Regions from separate parts of the Homo sapiens genome. Here region 1 is linked to region 2. The links are chromatin contacts, found by Hi-C in ENCODE. All regions are on one chromosome and are shown on one strand. Each heading gives the region's core, a stretch centred on a gene start or an enhancer-like site at or near the end of the contact. The rest is flanking DNA. Distances are from core to core; before and after follow the strand shown.

The links. A loop is a pair of places that touch in the nucleus more often than their neighbours do. Pooled maps may share reads with other maps.
Region 1: a loop to region 2 is called in a map of PC-9, with 7 times the contacts of the local background. The contact joins two enhancer-like sites. A Hi-C loop is called at or near these places in 4 of 168 maps with a recorded cell type or tissue (PC-9, endothelial cell of umbilical vein, mammary epithelial cell and 1 more), 15 of 37 single-sample maps with no recorded cell type and 17 of 50 pooled maps.

The regions. Positions count from the first base shown.
Region 1 is chr20:38,216,071-38,222,505 of GRCh38, reverse strand. KIAA1755 reads left to right here. Exons shown (of 14, transcript NM_001029864.2): 10 at 1-57; 11 at 2,738-2,876; 12 at 4,140-4,262; 13 at 5,032-5,253. Among named protein-coding and RNA genes, the nearest start is that of KIAA1755, 41 kb to the left of the region's middle. RefSeq lists enhancers at 2,876-3,377, 3,792-4,991. Within about 2 kb of position 1,250, at least 2 of the 41 ENCODE cell types and tissues checked have a DNase peak (open chromatin) inside an H3K27ac peak, as active enhancers do.
Region 2 is chr20:37,990,272-37,997,001 of GRCh38, reverse strand. It overlaps TTI1 (TELO2 interacting protein 1), which reads left to right. Exons shown (of 8, transcript NM_001303457.2): 6 at 49-253; 7 at 540-627. Among named protein-coding and RNA genes, the nearest start is that of TTI1, 40 kb to the left of the region's middle. RefSeq lists an enhancer at 6,338-6,417. Within about 2 kb of position 4,046, at least 11 of the 41 ENCODE cell types and tissues checked have a DNase peak (open chromatin) inside an H3K27ac peak, as active enhancers do.

The DNA.
Region 1 (6,435 bases), core at 1-2,500, 230 kb before region 2:
CACCCTGGCCAGGCTGCAGCATGATGCCAGCAGGCTGGACTTCAGCCCTGATGTCAGGTACAGACGTCCAGGCCTTTCCTCTTCCACCCCATCCTGTTTCTGGCCCAGGAGCTTGGAGCTGGGACCACACCACCTAGGGCACACATAGCTGAGCCCCGAGGGCGCCCAGCTTTGCAGTAGTTGCAGGGCCTGTATCCCAGGCTGACGCCTGGTCACAGAAACCTGCCCTGAGCCCTGGCAATTTCCTCGCCCCTTCTCTGCTTTCCCTCCTTCAGCCCCAGCCATCTTGAGCCTGGGATGGGCATCAGAGGATGTCGCCTACCCATTTCTGGTCACCCTTTTGGAAAAGCACTTTCTCTGACCCACACACCACGCTGAACCCCTGCAAGAGCCTGCCTCATTTATTTCTGGCAAGAACCCTGTGAGGTCCACATTGTCCATTTGGCTGATGGGTAACTGAGGCTCAGCGAAGGGAAATAGCAGCTAGACAGCGGCTGGTAAGGGATTTGAAGCCAGGCCTTCTGGGCATTTAACCCCTACCCGGCCCTGCCTTTCCCGGTAGGCTGCTCAGACACACTTGTGAGAACCTCATGGTGTCTCAGGGGTCTCAGAGCCAGAATAAATTATAGACATTCCTGGAAAGTCCCAGCTTTCTTAAATTTAGGGGGTGGGGAAAAGTCAGTCATTAAATTGGTCAGTAATTGCAAGTATTTTCACCCTCTTAGAACACAGCTACTTATATTCAAAGTCAAGGGCTGGTATGCATGAGCTTTTAAGAACATTTTGTTTACAGAACCAAGACCTAAATAGCACTTTGTATGTGTCCAGCATTTTTCTCAGGGATTTACAAATACCAGCTCACTTAATTCACTCCGAGGTAGCTGCAGATATTATGCCTATTTTACAGTGGAGGAACCTGAGGCTCAGAGAAGGTAAGTGATTAGTCCAGGGTCACATAGCTGGGATGTGGTGGGGCCCGGACTTGAATCCAGGCAGTCTGGTCCCAGAATCTTGAACACACCACCCAGAGCTGCACTAGACTTGAGAGCAGGCTTACACAGATGGACGCACGGGCAGCACTGGTATGGGGTCATCTCCCTGCCCCTCAGTGCCTGGTGGGGGTTGGCACTGCCTTTCTCAGCCTCTTCCACCCTTACCTGCCCCACCAGCCCAGGCCCCTCCTGTCCATCCGAGGCCCCGCAGACCCGCAGCTACCAGCATCTCCAGCAGGGGTCACTGTGGTCCCACATGAGCTGCTGTGGGCGTTTGTTCTGCAGCGGGTCCCTGCAGCCCCTAGGCTGTCCCCGTCCCTCCGTCCCTCCCTCTCCAGGCAGGCAGAGATTTTCTATCCTATTCACGCACCCTGGGCCACACCTCTTCCCTGCAAGGGTGGCAACCCGTGGGGAGCTGCAGTCAGATGGGGAGGCTGAGGTAGAGCAAAGCACCCTCCAGGAAGTCAAAAGCTTTTCTTCCATCTTCTCTCTTCCATTTTCCCTCTGAAGGCAGAGGAGGGCAGAGCAGGGTTGGAGATTCCTCCCTTCACACAAATATCACCATGCCTGAAATCCCATCCACACTTCTTCCTTAGTGACTTGTGGCTTTGAGCATTTTTTAAAATTATGTGCAGAAACAGCCCTGGGTGGGGTTCCAACTCAGGTTGTCATCTGCAAGTCGATTCCCCTCCCTTGACCTCAGTTTTCCCATCTGTGAAATGGAGGCAGGGCCGGCAGGCATGTTGCAGCTACTTCCCACCATTGCAATAGAAATAGCACGGACCTGACAAACATCGTGCGCTGGGCACTGTGTTAAGTGTTTTGCACGCATGAGCGCTGGTTCTCTGCCCTGGCTGTCCCTGGAACCGCCTGAGGTGCTTTAGAAAGCATCAGTGTCTCAGCCGGGCGTGGTGGCTTATGCCTATAATGCCAGCACTTTTGGAGGCTGAGGCAGACAGATCACCTGAAGTCAGGAGTTCAAGACCAGCCTGGCCAATATGTGAAACCCTGTCTCTACTAAAAATACAAAAATTAGCCCGGCATGGTGGTGCGTGCCTGTAATCCCAGCTACCCAGGAGGCTGAGGCAGGAGAATCGTTGGAACCCAGGAGGCAGAGGTTGCAGTGAATGGAGATCGCGCCACTGCACTCTAGCCTGGGTGACCAGCCTGGGTGACAGAGTGAGACTCCGTCTCAAAAAAAAAAAAAAAAAAAAAAGGGAAACATCAGTGTGTTGGTTGCACTCAGAGTCTGACTTTGTTGGCCTGGGGCAGGGCACTAAGATTTGTTAAAGCTCCCAGGGCAGGTTATAATGTATAGCTAGAGTTGAGGGCCAGGGCGTTAGATCATTTAATCCTTACAACCATGCTATGAAGTGGGTTCTGTGATTATCTCCACCTCACAGAATAAAAAGCAGAGACATAGAAAGGTTGAGAAATTTGCACAGAGCCTCCTACTAGAAGGCAGCAGAGCTGGGCTTTGAACCCAGATCTGTCCGGCCAGCTTCATTCCCTTCTAGGGAAGGGGGAGGGTCAGTTCACTTCCTACTGTGTTCTCTTGTCCTCCCAGTCCCATGGAAGACCAAGGCTGAGGCCCTTGGTGAAGGGCCTGCCCACAGTCACACAGCAAGTTAGCTGGAAACCCAGGCTGGGGCCACAGAGATGGAGGGGCAGGCCTATGCGGGACAGAAGTACAGCAGGGTGAAGAGGGCAACAGAGGCCTTTTCTCACCTCCGCCCACCTCCCAGGAGCCATCTGGCTGCAGCCACTGCCTTGTACAGCCTTGTGGACGAGCAGCTTCATGTTCTGGTCACCGCTTCCAACAGCCTCCTGGGGAAGCTGGAGCTCCGTGTCCGCCTGGGCCGCCTGGAAGCTGCCATTCACCAGGTGAAAGGGGTGTCTGGCTTGGGGTGTGGGGGTTCTGCCTGGCCACATTCCACAGGAAAGCCCCGACTCTGGGCCCGTCCCTAGTCAGGTGCTTTGTTCTGGAGAAAGGACACCAAGCTGGCGATCCTTCAAAGGCCAGGCAGGCATCCTTGGGGCGTAGCACATGACCTGGTGCTCAATAAGTGCTCAGTGGGTGAAAACATAGCCCCAAGAGCTGCACTTATTGAGCGCCAACTCTGTGCCAAGCCCTGGGCCAGAGCCGTTGTGAACATCATTGCTTTCTGAACTCATGGGGAAGGTGCTAGGATTTCATCCACTGCACAGATGAGGAAACTGAGGCTGGGAGACATTATGTTACCTGCTTGTGGTTGCATATCTCGGGGTCTGATTCTGGAACCTGCACCTGGTGTGGCTTCATCTGACTGCCGGTGCCGAGAACCAACACATTCCTGTCAGCCTGGAGCTGTGGGGCACGGCACACTCCTGCATCAGACAGCCCTGGTTCATTCCTGGCTCCAGCACTTACTCGTGGTGTGGCCCTGGACAAGATGTTTAACTCTTCAGTGCTTCAGTATCTTCATTTGTTGAATGGGGGGTAATATCAGTACGTGCTACATTGGATCTGTGAAGATAAAGTGAGTGAATAGGCTCTTTAAGATGCCCCAGAATAAGAAAGGAACTTCCACTCGGGGTTGAGAGCCATTATATACCCTCTATCCCTCATTGAATCTTCATGTCTACCCCATTTTACCACTGAGTAAACTGAGGCCCAGAAAGGGGGAGTGGCTTACCATGTTCACATGGTGAGTTCCCAGCAGGCCCATGGACTTTCCTCTGCAGCCTGCAGCTTCTTCTCCAGCACTGTTTGCATGTGCACGCGCACACAAACACACACACACACCCGAACAGGGAGCTCATCACCCCTGAGGCCACCCCTTTTATGATCCGGCGTCTCTGAGTGGTTAGAGTAGCCTGAAGTTCACCACCCTGTGCCTTCATTCAGATAACTGTGCACTGAGGGCGTTGGCCAGGCCAGATGCCCTCCAGGGTCCCGCTTTGAAGAACATGACCACACACTCCCCCTCCCCAAGTCATTTCTTCCCACGCCCAGAATTGGGAGAATTTCAGTCCAAGCCAGTGGTCACAGGCCTAGCCACTGAATGAGTGAAGACAGAAGACCTCAGCCTGCAAGGAAGTGGGGGAGCTGGACAAGGGAGGTCTCCTAGCAGCCCCTCATGTCCAAATCTGCCTCTCCTGCCCCAGGTCAGCGACTGGATGGAGCAGGAAGGAAGGCGGTGCCTGCAATCACTGACCCCCAAGGATGGAAGTTTGGAGACAGTGGAGAAAGCCCACGCAGAATTTGAGAACTTCTTCCTCCAGGCTGCAGTGCGTTCCAGACAACAGAGGAGCAGGACTGGAGCAGATGGAGAGGGCGTTAGAGGGGGTGGCACTGCCAGGGCAAAGCTGTGGAGGTGGGAAAGAGCAAGAAAAGTTCCAGAGACAGTGAGGGAACCAGCTTGGATTGCAGAGTTCAGCTGAGATGTTATCTCCCCCAGAGATTCTTACCAGATGGCCAAGCCCAAAGAATATTCTGAATCCCCCAGAGGGTTTCTTAAAATGCAGTTTCCAGGGCCCCATCCTAGACCTAATAACTCAGCCTCACAGAGCCGGGGGTTGGAGGGCAGGGAAGCTGCATCAACGTGATGCGATGTGACAAGGCTCTGGACCACAGGGTGATTCAGCCCCGTATCAGCGCTCAGGAATTCTCAGGCCAGTGGGGAGCGGGGGCGGGGGCGGGGACAAACAGGGAAGCGCACAGTAAGGGAGAATGTGGGGACTCAGAGCAGGAGCCTTTGGAGTCAGAGAAGTTTTCCAGAAGGAACATCTAAGCAGAGCCCGGCTAGGCAAAGTGAACTGCCATGGCGAGGGCCTGGAGACTTCCAGAAGCGTGATAACTGCTCTTAATTGTTCAACCCTCACCAGGAGCTAAGCCCTGTGAGGTGGGTGCTATTAGGGTCCCCATTCTACAGATGAGGAAACTGAAGCTCAGGAAGTCTCCTGGCTCGCCAGCAAGGCAGCTGGAGGTTGCTGACCTCCGAGGGAGGCCCCAGCCAAGGTGGGTGCTGAGTGGGCGCCCCCTCCTCTCCCCTCTCAGGCCCAGTACCGCCGAGGCCTGGAGCTGTCCAAGCAGGCCGCTCAGCTGGGAGCTACAGCCAGAGGGGCTGGGGAGGCAGAACGTGCAGAGTTCCCAGAGCTGGCAGCCTTTGCCTCTACCCAGCGGGCCTTCCAGGCTGAGCTGACCCACTTTTACATGGCGGCCGAGCGGCAACGCACGGACCTCGAGACGCTGCTCCACCTGCACCGCTTCTGCAAGAGGGTGAGCCCCGCGGCCCACCTGCACAGATACCCCCCGATCCCCTGGCTGGGGCTATGGTGGGGACAGGGATACCTAGACACAGCCCCATGGCCTGACTGCATAGACACCGCCCCCATCCCTTGGATACCTAGACACAGCCCCCCCCCACCCACTTGCACAGACACCACCCCCATCCCCTGGCTGGGGGCACAGCAGGGACAGGGATACCCAGACACAGTCGGAGGCTCATCGTGATTCACTCCCCAAGTCTTGTAACAGGAAAAAAACAGAGGAAGGGGAAGAGCTGAGATTTGAACATAGATGTGTCTGTGGTACCCCGTGACATGCCTTATATGCTTCCCCAAAGAGAAGAGAAATGACGACAGATCCCTTCACCAAGCAGGCTTGACCATGGTGAGGATGAGGGGTTGTTGGGAGGGGAGTGCACATTTCTGAGTGTGTACACCATGCCAGACCTCCTGTGAGCACTTCACACACCTTACTTGACTTCATTCTTATCCATACCTCTTTGATGACAGGGAACCAATGTTGTTCCCATTTTACAGATGAGAAAACTGCCCAAAGAGGGCAGTGGTGAAGGATGATTTGATTTAGGAGCTGCCACCTGTCCTAAATTCATGTAGCCAAATCTCTCTTTAAAAAAAAATTATGGGAAAACTGAGGTCTGTGGGGACAAAGGAGCAGCCTGGGAGAGTGTGGTCCAGCTGGGACAGGGACCCCCATGGCTGGCCCAGACCCAGTGCCCTTGGCTGCCCCTTGCACTTGTCACCAAGGACAAAGCATGAGAAAGACCTGACCCCAGCCTCCCAGCTGTCAGGCCAGCCCCACGTGCAGGCCACAGCGATCACAGGCTGCTTCAGAGGGCAGCAGGAGGGACTCTGGTCAACTCACGCCTGGGGCCCTGGGAGGACAGGGCACTCTCTGTCTCCTTGGGACAGTGGGCAAGGGAGGCAGATGTTGGCAGTGGCAGCAAAGGGCTCCCCCAGTTCCAGCTGTGTACAGTTAAGAGCACGATACAGGCGGAATCCGAGCCTTGGAGTCTGGGGCTTCATGTCCTTGCGTGAGCTCTGTGACCTCAACCACAGTCTTCACTGCTCTAGGCCTCAGCTCTTTGCTAAGACCATAGTTAATGGCCGTGTAGTTCTTATGACAAGCCAGGCCCTGTTCTAGTCATTTCACGTA
Region 2 (6,730 bases), core at 2,797-5,296:
TGCTGCCTTGGCAATGTTCACTCACCAGGTTGGAGGCTGTTTCTGCAGGTTTTACGTACCCTGGGAAGCAAGTGTGGTGACTTTCTTCGCAGCCGGTTCTGCAAAGATGTCCTGCCAAAGCTGGCTGGCTCCCTAGTCACCCAGGCCCCCATCAGTGCCAGGGCTGGACCAGTTTACTCGCACACGCTGGCCTTCAAGTTGCAGCTGGCTGTCTTACAGGGCCTGGGCCCCCTCTGTGAGAGACTGGACCTAGGTGGGTACCAGGCAGTTCCACCTGAACACACACACTTAGCATCTGTCTCACCCCTGCCATCATGCCCTCTGCTCAGTCGTGCCCCCCTCCCCTCCCCTCTGTGTACCTCCTTCCGTCTTATTTTGGCCTCATTTGTCCATTTATCTTGATGTGTTCTTTGGCGGGATGGAGTAGAGAGCCCAGAGCATCTTGCCTAGCTGTTGCAGTTTCTCCAGACACAGTTGGTCACTGCTTGTCCCAAATGAAGTGTAAGGGCTGATGCTTGTTTTGTTTTTCTTTTCTGCAGGTGAGGGTGACCTGAATAAAGTGGCTGATGCCTGCTTGATTTACCTCAGTGTCAAACAGCCCGTGAAATTACAAGAGGCTGCCAGGAGGTACGTCTGCCTGATCACCCGCATCCCTTTACGTTTGTTCTAAATTACAGATGATTTGCTAATGGCAAGCAGAGTTGAGGCATCTCTGCTCTTTTCTCTGTCACCCTGCCAGGTTAAGATAATTCTTTAACTGTGCCAGCACTAGAGATGGTATTTTTACTAGATGTGTTTCTCTTTGCCAGTAACCTTTTCCTCTGCTGCAAAGTCAGCAACAATTCCAGAGGGTCAAGAAGCAGAAAGACGGTGTGCTAGAGAGGACTCAGCACCCTCCTGGTTGGAGGGGAATCTGCTTCTAGGCCTGGAGACCAGGTGCCTGGCACTTCTTCATGCCTTGGCTTCTTCAACAGCAAAGTGAAAGTGCTGGGTTCCTGATATGGCATATGTCGACTCCACGGCAGGTCTTAGATGGGCATCGGTGCCATGAACCCTCACAAGTGCAAAGCAAAATTGTTTGTGTGCAGGCAGGTGCACATGTGCCTTTTTCTAATAGGAACCATTCATAGGTTCTAATAGGAATCTGTGACCCGAAGAACCTTAAGAGTTGCCAGACTAATGGCTTAAAGGGCCTTTTCTGATTCTGAAACTAGATGATTCCAATTTCTAAGAGTTTGACCATGCTTATTTGAGAAAAGCTGTATCACCTCTAGGAGAAGAAGCTGTTGCTGGTTACTTTAGGACTAAGAGCTAAAACTCAGCACAACAGCATTCCCCAGACATGAGACCCCAAATCTACTCTGCCCCTCTTCTCCAAGCTTTCCTTCCAGGTGGGAGCAGCCTGCATCCTGGAACTGCCATCCCAGGGTAGGTCTGCTGCTGGGGCGAAAGCTGGGCCTGGCACTCTGTGCCGCTCTGAGCCCTGCAGCTCCTTCAGCCTCACCAGCTTCACGCCTGCAGCGGAATCCCTGCATCTTCCTAGCTTCTAGAGGCACATCTCTGATCCTCTTCAGTGGGGTGGGAGTTAGGAGTCAACTCATTCCCTGAGGAGTGGAAAGGCTGCTCTGACTGTGCAGTGAGGAGAGCCAGCTTGCTCCTTAGAAACCTTGCACTCCCTGGGAGTGATGGTAATATCTTCTTGAATTGATTTATTGTCCTTTGCTGTTTTTTGCTCTTGATTTCCCATTTCCTTTTTTCTTCCTGTCCCTTTCCCGTCACATCCCTTAGTCCCAGAATCAGTCATAGTTTCATGAGCACAGGGGCGCATCCTAAGCAGCTTCTGTCCCCAGGCATTTTTATTCCGTACAGAATCAATTTAGGGTGAAAATAGTCCTCCCTGGGCGGTGCCCCTGGAGCTGATTGTGCTGTGACTTAAAGTGCAACTCAAGAACATAATGAGTTTATCTTGAAGTAAATCCTTTTAGATGCCTATTACAACCAAGAGTTAAAGGTCTGATTTTCACATTCCCCATCCATTCTATTTTTCCTACACCCACTCCATCCCATCCTTCAAGTTTAGAACCATCAAATAAGCTAATATTCTCAATTCATTATCTTTTCATTTCTAGTTCTCTTTTTTGCTGCTGAAAGCAATTAAACCCGGAATTGGACCTTGCTGAATCTTGAGCTGGTGTTCAGGGAGCCTCAGGTGGAGGAACACGCAGCCCCACCACTTGACCGCAGCTCCCTTTGTTTGCTCCAGCACATTCCGTTCAAGTGTTGAGTCAGATGGCCTCCCTCCTGATGGGCAGGGAGGGGGAGGAAGAGCTAGGTGGATTGCTTCACACATGTCACTTGCAAACTTATCTTGAAGTTGGGAAAAAAAATCAGTCTTGATCCTTGATCAAGAGCTGATTTGGCATCTTGATGCTGAAATTAATAAGCTCTCTAAGTGGGAGAAGAAGCCTGAGACAATAGGAAACCTGGTCTCTCTGTGAGCCTCATTACCGCATGGAGAGAGGGGTGGGTGGGTGGGCCACTTAGTATGGAAAAGTCATACCTGGCAGCTGGGTGCGGTGGGTGGCTTACGCCTGTTATCCCAGCGCTTTGGGAGTCTGAGGCAGGCAGATCACGAGGTCAGGAGTTCAAGACCAGCCTGGCCAACATGATGAAACCCTGTCTCTACTAAAAATACAAAAAGTTAGCTGGGCATGGTGGCAGGAACCTGTAATTCCAGCTAATTGGGAAGCTGAGGCAGGAGCATCACTTGAACCTGGGAGGCGGATGTTGCAGTGAGCCAAGACCGCACCACTGTACTCCAGCCTAGGTGACAGAGTGCAGTCTGTCATACCTACTAGTACTGAGGAACCAAGTCCCCTGCATGAGATGGAGTCCCATCTCAGCACATGGCCCTGCCATCCATCCTGTTGTTTGTTCTTAATTCTTCTCTTTCCTTCACACCCTACATCCATGACCAAAAGTAAAGCCCGCCTACCTCACTTGGAAAATTGCTCTCAAAACGACACCTCCAAACCACTAGGCCAGGCCAGGCCACCATCATCTCCCACCAGAACAACAGACCTCACCACTGGTCCCACTTCCAGTCCTGCCCCTCTAGGTATTCTCCATACTGCAGTCAGAGTGACACACTTACACACACTTACCCTCATGGGAGAAGAGAAAGCTGTGTTCGTTGCAAGGGCCCAAGTGGGAACCTTGGCTTAGTATTCAGAAAAGCCAGAGGTAGTGAGTTTCCGACCCTAGGCAGATGACCAGCTTGCTTTGGAAGTGGCTCTCCTGTCTGCCAGAGGGCTGGTGAGGGAAGCTCTCAGGGCAGGAGGCTGCTCCCAGGCCTCCTGTCTTCTGGAAGGAGAGGGATGTGCACCAGCCCTGTAGAACAGCCATGTCTGTGGGCCCCTCTGGCAGGTGGGCTTAGGACCTCCAAGGGGCGCCTTCATCGAGTTGGGGTGGAGGCAGACTTAGCAGCCCCATGAGAGTTCATCTTTATGTGCATCATGCTTGGGTTTTTCCTTGCTCCCATTTGCTTTTCCTGGCTCCAAAGAATGACCAAACCAGTGTTTGCTTTTTTAATTTGCCATATTAAATATAGCCTTTGTGGCAGGCTTTTACATCCAGGCAGTAAACTCTAGAAATGGACATTGATCAGGGGGTGGTTGATGTAACCGAGGTTGTAAATGCTAAGAACGGAGATGCCATTCCAGTTTAATGCTTTTATCTAGCAAATGTGCCTTGTATGGAGGGGGCATAAATCTTCCAACTGGGGGAGGCATGGGGGAGGGGCAGGGGATGGTGGGGGCAGGATGTGACCTTGCTGTGTGTTACCACCAGGTGTCACTGTTAACTGGCAATGCAAAAAAAAAAAAAAAAAGCCAGCTCCCCCAAAGTCCCTCTAGTTAAGTAACTTCAATGGATAACAAATGTGCAAATCATATTTGTGGTGTGGGAGGAGGGCTTAGCATACCAGGAGCTAAAAATAAGACAGTGTCCCTGAGGGTAGGCGTTGGATTACAGACAACAGGTCAGATCAGCCACACCCCCATCTCAGCCAACTGCAGTGGCAAACTTTGCTGATTGAAATTCTCAGTCTCCAGGATGTCTCCCGGCATGCCCTGGGCCTTCACAGTTCTGTGCCTTTCTGTCCAGGTAGCTTTTGCCTCCTGTACGTGAAAGGAATTTGAAAAGAGAGCATACACCCCAAATTTCTGTTTGTCCTTCAAGTCCATACATGTACTTAGCCTAGTTGAACTCCATTAAAACCATACTCCTTGGGCCAATCTCTTAGCAGACTCTGAGACTCCCTGGCTTTTGCAGTGAGGTTTTATATCATCCAATGAGCCTTTTACCCTGGGCTAAAAGGAAACAAAACTAGACAATACTTTTCAAATTTTTGAAAAGATGAAGTCAGGCCGTGTGCTGTGGCTCACGCTTGTAATCCCAGCACTTTGGGAAGCTGAGGTGGGAGAATCACCTGGGCTCAGGAGCTCCAGGCCAGCCTGGGCAACATAGCGAAACCCTGTCTCTACTGAACATATAAAAATTAGCCAGGCGTGGTGGTGTGCACCTGTTGTCCCAGCTACTTGGGAAGCTGAGGCAGGAGGATCACCTGAGCCTTGGAAGGTTAAGGCCATAGTGAGCCGTGATCACACCACTGCACTCCAGCCTGGGCAACAGAGTGAGACCCTGTTTCAAAAAAAAAAGAAGAAGATGAAGTCAGTGCCCAACAAGTCTCATAATAGAAAAATAAAGCTTTTAGGATGCTTGGCCTCCACCCCCAGTCCTACTCCCACCTGCTAACCCCAGAGCCCAGATAGGGATGCAGGGTGCCAGCAGGTGGTGACCAGCTGGTGTACCTTCTGGCCACGCAAGTCCTGGATGCTGTTATTGCTGTAGCCCCTGATGGGGCGCTGGGGAGGTTGCCATTCCAGCTCCCTCTGCCTCGCCATTGTGTGTGAGAGAAAAAGTAGCAGTCTTGCTTTGGACAAACCGAGGTTCAGATCTTACTGGCCATGTGACCTTGAGCAAATGATTTAGCTTCATTTCATTTTCTTCCTCTGTAAACTGGGGGTGATGAAAACTCCATTCTCATAGGGTGCTTGTGGATGAATCACGTTAGTATGTCCAAGGAGTCTCCAGGTACTGTTCTAGGGACTGGAATTAGAGGGAACAAGATAGGGGCCTCTACCCTCTGCTTATGTTCTGAAGGTATATTTACATCTGTGTACACACCTATGTGGGGTACATGTATGTAAATTTCCCAAATATGTTATACATGATGTGTATGTTACTCATACACATAGACACTGGCCACAGAATTTCTAGTTGTAAGCCTGCTTCATCCTTACTAAAATCTGAACTGGGGATTTCACCTCAAAAGGATCTTTTTCATGTTAATTGTGCCACCACTGTTTGCAGAAGTCAGGACCGGGTTTGAAGGTTCATTTACAGACTGACTTCCCTGCTCTCTTTCTAGCAGTAGGATCCCATCCCATCAAAGAACCAGCTGGTGCCTTCAAACCCTGGACGAACACAGACCGGCACAGGCTCATTCATTTCATCCCTGTCAGAGCCCCAACTCCTCTCTTTACCCACACATGAGCCTATTATATTTGAACGGATGAGGAGCCACAGAGGTGATCCATTAGTTCAGCTGAGCTTGAAATTAGTAGCTCATCCCCTTAAATGGTGTGGGCAGTTTGGCTGAGCTTGGACTGCAAAGCTGTTCCCCCTTGGATTGCACCCAGCATGGAAATGAGGACACACCTAATATTTTTTCCTTTTGACACTTGATTAATAGTTGACAAATCCAAACCCAAGTAGTTAGCTTTCCTATTATCCATCTTTTGACAGGCATTGCTGGTTTTCTTTTTGAGTCCCATTGTTCTAAAAATACACTCAGATCTGGAGCTGTTCACTGTGCATATATAGGCCTGATTTCATGGTGTCAAAGATAAGAGACATCTGGCAGGCAGATTACAAACAAAGTGGGTTGCTGGGTTTCAGAACTGAAGGCAGGGACCTCTGGGCTACTTAAATCTACTTAAATTCAGTGCTGCCAATTCTGTCCCTTCTTCCTTGGTGTTGTCATGTCACTGATAACCTGCCAGGGTCAACCATCTTACCACCCGGTAGGAAAGCCAAGCGTGGGGTGTGTGTGCACAGTGCATGCCGTGCCAGGTTGGGAGCAGAATGTTCTCGATGACAGATCGAGCCTGGTCGCAGCACCGCCTGCACAAAGTGGGTTTTGGTCATCAGAGGCTGTGGTCGACCACAGGGTAGTCATTTCCTCATTCTGCAGGCTCTGTCATCCCTCTCGAACACCTCAGAGGCGTGGAAGTAAATGTTGTCTCAGTACTGAGTAAATAAAGTAGCCAGGGAGATGATCTCTATTTGTCTTATTGTATAGATGTATTTTAAAAGATTTTTATTGGGTCTCTTATGATGAGCCAAGTGCTGTGTTGAGAGTTGAAGATTTTCAGAGATAACTACCAAGGCCTCACATTGTTGTTCAATAACAAGATAACCTTGGCAAATTAATTCACTTCTCAAAGTCTCTGTTTTCTCATCTATAAGACCGAAAAAAGCATGTATGTTATTTTGCTTATTTCACCTACTACAATGACGACAAGGATTCAGTAAAGTCAGGTAGCACAAAATACCACCACAGAGTAAAAGTCACTAAATAGTAGTTGTGAATCATTATTTAAATTTC